Linked DNA regions of Homo sapiens: region 2 is linked to region 1. A link is a loop called in an ENCODE intact Hi-C map of the cell type or tissue named here. Cell type or tissue: OCI-LY7. All regions are shown on one strand. Each heading gives the region's core, and the rest is flanking DNA. Links, peaks and the distances in the headings are about the cores only. Region 1 overlaps TATDN3 (TatD DNase domain containing 3). Region 2 has its middle 6.1 kb from the start of VASH2.

The links. Hi-C counts contacts between places; a loop is a spot of excess contacts. Peaks named below come from ENCODE experiments on the same cell type or tissue, not always from the same donor. Only the 100,000 strongest peaks of a DNase experiment are listed, where the experiment ranks them.
Region 2: a loop joins it to region 1, with 4 times the contacts of the local background. A loop is called at or near these places in 3 of 110 quality-filtered maps.

What each region holds. Positions count from the first base shown.
Region 1 is chr1:212,793,247-212,796,166 of GRCh38, reverse strand. TATDN3 (TatD DNase domain containing 3) reads right to left here. Exons shown (of 10, transcript NM_001042552.3): 2 at 1,040-1,072. Among named protein-coding and RNA genes, the nearest start is that of TATDN3, 2.8 kb to the right of the region's middle. RefSeq lists enhancers at 1,212-1,261, 1,602-1,671, 1,550-2,050. In OCI-LY7, for the core only: no CTCF peak of the experiment used is centred there; a DNase peak (open chromatin) is centred at 1,486; H3K4me3 peaks cover 748 bases; H3K27ac peaks cover 2,500 bases.
Region 2 is chr1:212,943,004-212,945,923 of GRCh38, reverse strand. No RefSeq gene overlaps it. Among named protein-coding and RNA genes, the nearest start is that of VASH2, 6.1 kb to the left of the region's middle. In OCI-LY7, for the core only: no CTCF peak of the experiment used is centred there; a DNase peak (open chromatin) is centred at 1,563; H3K4me3 peaks cover 1,639 bases; H3K27ac peaks cover 2,500 bases.

The sequences.
Region 1 (2,920 bases), core at 101-2,600:
AATGCACTACAACCATTTCTGGCTGTATCATTTTTTGAGATGGCCACAAAATGCTAGTTACAATGAATTTCATAAACACTTCCAAAAAAATAATTTTTCTAAGCAAATCAAAACATCTCAGAAAACTTTAATAATATATCCCAGATCTCCAGAACCACATGAATTTAAAAACTGAAAGATGGACCAATTTGTTCCATAGGGCTGTTGAGCATGGTAGCTATAGGAACATGTTTTGAATTCAGACTAACTTGTCTCTATCAGTTCACTAGCATGTGTCTTTGGACCAGTTACTCATCTCTAGGCCTTAGATTCCTCATCTATAAAAATGGGGAATGATTGGCTATAAATTAGTAATTTCCTCAGAAGGCTATTGTGAAACATTGAATGAGGTAAAGTCGAGAAAGGCCTTAGCTCACTACCTGGCATGTAGCAAACACTTAATAAATGCTACTTAGGCTGGGAGCAGTGCCGCATGCCTATAATCCCAGCATTTTGGGAGCCCAAGGTGGGTAGATTGCTTGAGCTCAGAAGTTTGACACCAGCCTGGGCAATATAGTCAGATCTTGTCTCTATTTTAATTATAAATAATAAAAATTGGCTGGTCGTAGTGGGTCACGCCTGCAATCTCAGCACTTTGGGAGGTCGAGGTGGGCAGATCACCTCAGGTCAGGAGTTCAAGACCAGCCTGGCCAACATGGTGAAACCCTGTCTCTACTAAAAATACAAAAATTATCTGGGTGCAGTGACGTGTGCCTATAGTCCCAGCTACTCAGGAGGCTGAGGCAGGAGAATCACTTGAACCTTGGAGGCAGAGGTTGCAGTGAGCTAAGATCACACGACTGCACTCCAGCCTGGGCGACAGAGCGAGACTCTGTCTCAATAAATAAATAAATAAATAAATAAAATAATAAAAATAAAAAATGCTACTTACTATAAACTACTGAAACATCAAGGTAGTATATCTAAATTTCAAGCTGTTTTGGCTTGAAATGATAGTTAAAATAAAAAACCAAAAGAGCAATTACAAATATTGACTTACCTTCTTGGCTTTCTCCAACACATCATCCAAATCCTAAAACAAGCATAAGAAATCACCATTATTTTAGATGAATAAGCAGCTAATCTTGGACTGTATATGTCAATGTAGTTGTGGCATCACAAAAAATAACAATGATAGCAACTAATGGAGTGGTGGAAAACAAAGAGCCTACACTGACCCACTTCCTGTTTACTCTTACTATCAGTAAAGTCTGGCTACTGTTCCCAGCACTAAAACAGAAGCCTCTATTGTCAAATATACAGGGTATTTCTCTGTCCTCATCTTACTCTACTCCTCAGCAGCATTCGGAATCCCTCACTTGCTTACTCCTTCCTTCTTGAAATGCTTTCCACCCTTCACTTCTGCAATACCACTCTCTCATTGGTGGCTACTTGTCAGTCTCCTTGACTAGCTCCCCTTCCTCTTTCAGACTTCAAGAACATCTGCTCCTCTCTCTGCACTTGCCTTGAGTGATTTCACTTCCTCTCATGGTTTTATCATCATTATGCTGAGGCCCCCATTTTTTTTCTTTTTTTTGAGATGAAGTTTCACTCTTGTCTCCCAGCTGTAGTGCAATGGTGCGATCTCGGCTCATTGCCACCTCTGCCACCCGGGTTCAAGTGATTCTCCTGCTTCAGCCTCCAGAGTAGCTGGGATTACAGGTGACCGCCACCACACTCAGCTAAATTTTGTATTTTTAGTAGAGATGGTGTTTCACCATGTTGGCCAAGCTGGTCTTTAACTCCTGATCTCAGGTGACCCACCCACCTTGGCCTCCCAAAGTGCTGGGACTACAGGTGTGAGCCATCGAACCCAGCCTGAGTCCCCAATTTTTTTTTTTTTTTTTGAGATGGAGTCTCGCTCTGTCACCCAGGCTGGAGTGCAGTGTCACGATCTCGGCTCACTGCAAGCTCCGCCTCCCGGGTTCACACCATTCTCCTGCCTCAGCCTCCCAAGTAGCTGGGACTACAGGCACATGCTGCCATGCCCAGCTAATTTTTTTGTACTTTTAGTAGCGACAGGGTTTCACCATGTTAGCCAGGATGGTCTCGATCTCCTAACCTTATGATCTGCCCACCTCGGCCTCCCAAAGTGCTGAGATTACAGGCATGAGCCACTGCGCCCGGCCCCCAATTTTTATCTTTAGCTTGTAATTCTCTCCTGAGCCCATGACTCATGTTTAAAAATTATGACATCTTCATTTGGATGGGATTAGGTTTCCCAATATGCCCCAAACATAAATCTTTATTTTCTCCCCACAAACCTATTCCTTCTGCTGACCTCCCCACCTCCACCTCAGACCTTGGTCTTCCCTTATCTCAGTAAACCAGCACCACCATCTTCCCTATAGCACAAGCTAATAATCTGAGTCATCCTTGACTCCTCCCTTTCCCTTGCTATCCACATCCAATTCTTCAGTACTTACTGTGGATTCTCTCTCTAAAATGTATCTTGAATCCATGTATTCATCTCAAACTCACCTGCTATCATCATAGTACCAACAGCCAACATCTCTTGCCTATATACTGCAAAAGCCTCCTAACTAGTCTTGTAGCTTCCACTCTTCTCCTCCACCCATTTGCCATACAGCAGCAAAATGGTGTTAAAATGGATAGCATCATGCCTATCCATTTTTGTGTAATCCCAGGACTTTGGGAGGCCAAGGAGGGTTGATCACTTGAGGCCAGAAGTTCAAGACCAGCCTGGACAACATGGCAAAACTCTGTCTCTATTAAAAATACAAAAAATTAGCCAGGCGTGGTGGGACACACCTGTGATCCCAGCTACTTGGGAGGCTGAGACAGGAGAATTTTTTGAGCCCAGGAGGTGGAGGTTGCAATGACCTGAGATCATGCTATTGCATTTCAGCCTGAGGGACAC
Region 2 (2,920 bases), core at 248-2,747, 150 kb before region 1:
AATCCTACCCTGATGGTTCATATTTCTAGCTCTACTAGTTATTAATGGTAAAATTTTGGGTAAGTTACTCAGCATCTATGAGCCTTAATTTCCTCATGAAGACGGTATGATACTACTCTAGAGGGATATTGTGAGGACAGAGAGGTAAGGTATGTAAAAACACATGCTAAATTCCTGGTACATGTAAGTTGGGCTTTCATCTGAATCTGAGACAGTGACACAAACAGATTTGGAGACATCTGTTCCCAGCACATTTCACTGCCTGGGAGTCAAGACTGAGAAATTACTGCAGCTGCCCAGGGAAAGGGATGTATATTTCAAACAAGCCATGGGTGTGTGGAGGGGAAAAGAAAAAGCTGAGAGGCATAGGAGTAGGCGGGCAGTGGCACACAGGAACAGGAAGAATTTGTTTCTGCCTCTATTGACAGCACAGAGGAAGATCTACCCAGTTATGGGTTGAATTGTGTGTCCCCATCCCCAAATTCGTATGTTCGTATGTTGAAGTTCCAACCCCTAGCACTTCACAATGTAACCTTATTCAAAAATAGAGTCTTTGCAAACATAATTAGTTAAGATGAGGTCATACCAGAGTAGTAAGACTGATATCCTTATAAAAGGGAAACTTGGATGCAGAGACAGACATGTGCACAGAGAGAACACCATGTGAAGATAGGAGTGTTGCTGCCACAAGCCAAGGAACTACCAGAATCCAGGAGAGAGGCCTGGAACAGACCCTTTCCTGCACCCTCAGAGGGATCCTGGCCTTGCCAATACCTTGCTCTCAGACTTCCAGCCTCCAGAAGTGTGGGATGATAAATTTCTGTTTAAGCCACTCAGTTTGTGGCACTTTGTTTTTTTGTTTGTTTGTTTTGAGACAGAGTTTCGCTCTGTCGCCCAGGCTGGAGGTGCAGTGGTGCAATCTCAGCTTACTGCAACCTCCGTCTCCTGGGTTCAAGTGATTCTCCTGCCTCAACCTCCCAATTAACTGGGATTACAGGCACCCACCATCACGCCCTGCTAATTTTTGTATTTTTAGTAGACATGGGGTTTCACCACATTGGCCAGGCTGGTCTCGAACTCCTGACATGAGGTGAACCACCCTCCTCAGCCTCCCAAAGTGCTGGGATTACAGGCATAAGCCACCGTGCCCAGACAGTTTGTGGCACTTTGTTTTAGTGGCCCTAGCAAACTAATACACCCCATATGAGGCTGATACCCACATGGGGCTGATGAAAGTTCAGCCCATGTGTTCGGGGCCTATGATCATCCTGATGAGGGATGTTACCACTGCACTGAACTAGTGAACTGACTTTTTCACTAAATATCAACACTAATATTCTGTAAATCATGAGATTTAGCAATCCTGCTGTGTTCTAGGACCACAGAAGAGAATGCCAAATGAGGAACTTAAGCGTCTTTCCTGGAGGTCTCAGAAAAATCAAATAGCTTCTTCATCTCTCACTTCCCTAAAGGATATTTTGCATATATTCCATGGTAGTATCTGAATCACATATATTGTCACCTATTCATAGGCACAGGCTGGAGTGCAGTGGCGCAATCTCAGCTCACTGCAGCCGTGACTTCCTGGGCTCAGGTGATCCTCCCACCACAGTATCTTGAGTAGCTGGGACCACAGGTGCACATCACTACATTCAGCTATTTTTTCTTTTTATTTTTTTTGTAGAGACAGGATGTATTCGTCCATTCTCACATTGCTATAAAGAACTGCCAGGCTGGGCGCGGTGGCTCATGCCTGTAATCCCAGCACTTTGGGAGGCCAAGGTGGGTGGATCACGATGTCAGGAATTCGAGACCAGCCTAACCAACATGGTGAAAGCCTGTGTCTACTAAAAATACAAAAATTAGCCGGGCATGGCGGAACGCACCTGTAATCCCAGCTACTCAGGAGGCTGAGGCAGGAGAATCACTTGAACTCGGGAGGCAGAGATTGCAGTGAGCTGAGATCGTGCCACTGCACTCCGGCCTGGGCAACAGAGCAAGACTCCATCACAAAACAACAACAAAAACAAACAAAAAAAGAACTGCCTGAGACTAGGTAATTTATAAAGAAAATAAATTTAATTGGCTCATGTTTCCACGGACTGTACAGGAAGCATGGCTGGGGAGGCCTCAAGAAACTTATAATCATGGTGGAAGGTGAAGGGGAAGCAGGCACATCCTACTTGTCTGGAGCAGGAGGAAGAGAGCAAAGGGAAAGGTGCTACACACTTCTAAACAACCAGATCTCATGAGAACTCATTATCACTAGAATAGCAAGGGGAAAATTCACCCCCATGACCCAATCACCTCCCACTAGGCCCCTCCTCCAACATTGGGGATTACAGTGCGACATGAGATTTGGGCAGGGACACAAATCCAAGCCATATCACGGGGTTTCACCATGTTACGCAAGCTGGTCTCAAACTCGGGCTTGAGAGATCCACTGGCCTCAGCCTCCCAAAGTGCTGAGATTACAGAAGTGAGCCACCATGCCTGGCCTGTTTTGTACCATTTCTAATTGGTTTGGATCTAGTTCTTGCCACAAAAAGAGCAAAACAAAAAGTAACACTTATCAAGTACTTTATGTCAAGCACAATCTAAGCACCTCACTTGCATTATGTCATTTAATGCTCACAAGAAATCTATGCTGTAAGTTTTAAACTGAAACTGGAAAAGGTTAAACAGTTGGCCCAAAGTCCAGCCAGCAAAGGAAAACCACAAAAATAACTTGTCCATTTCAGCCTCAGCTCTGAATAGAAAAAAAGCATAATAATAAAAAAGTTTCCTTCAAGAGTTTGTAACTATATTATCTGGCCTTGCAGTTAACTTATACTATCTGGATAGTTCAGGAAAACCCAAGCTGAAAAATTATGTTTAAATAGTGCCAGGCTGATAACGTCCTTAGGTGCCTGGAAACAGC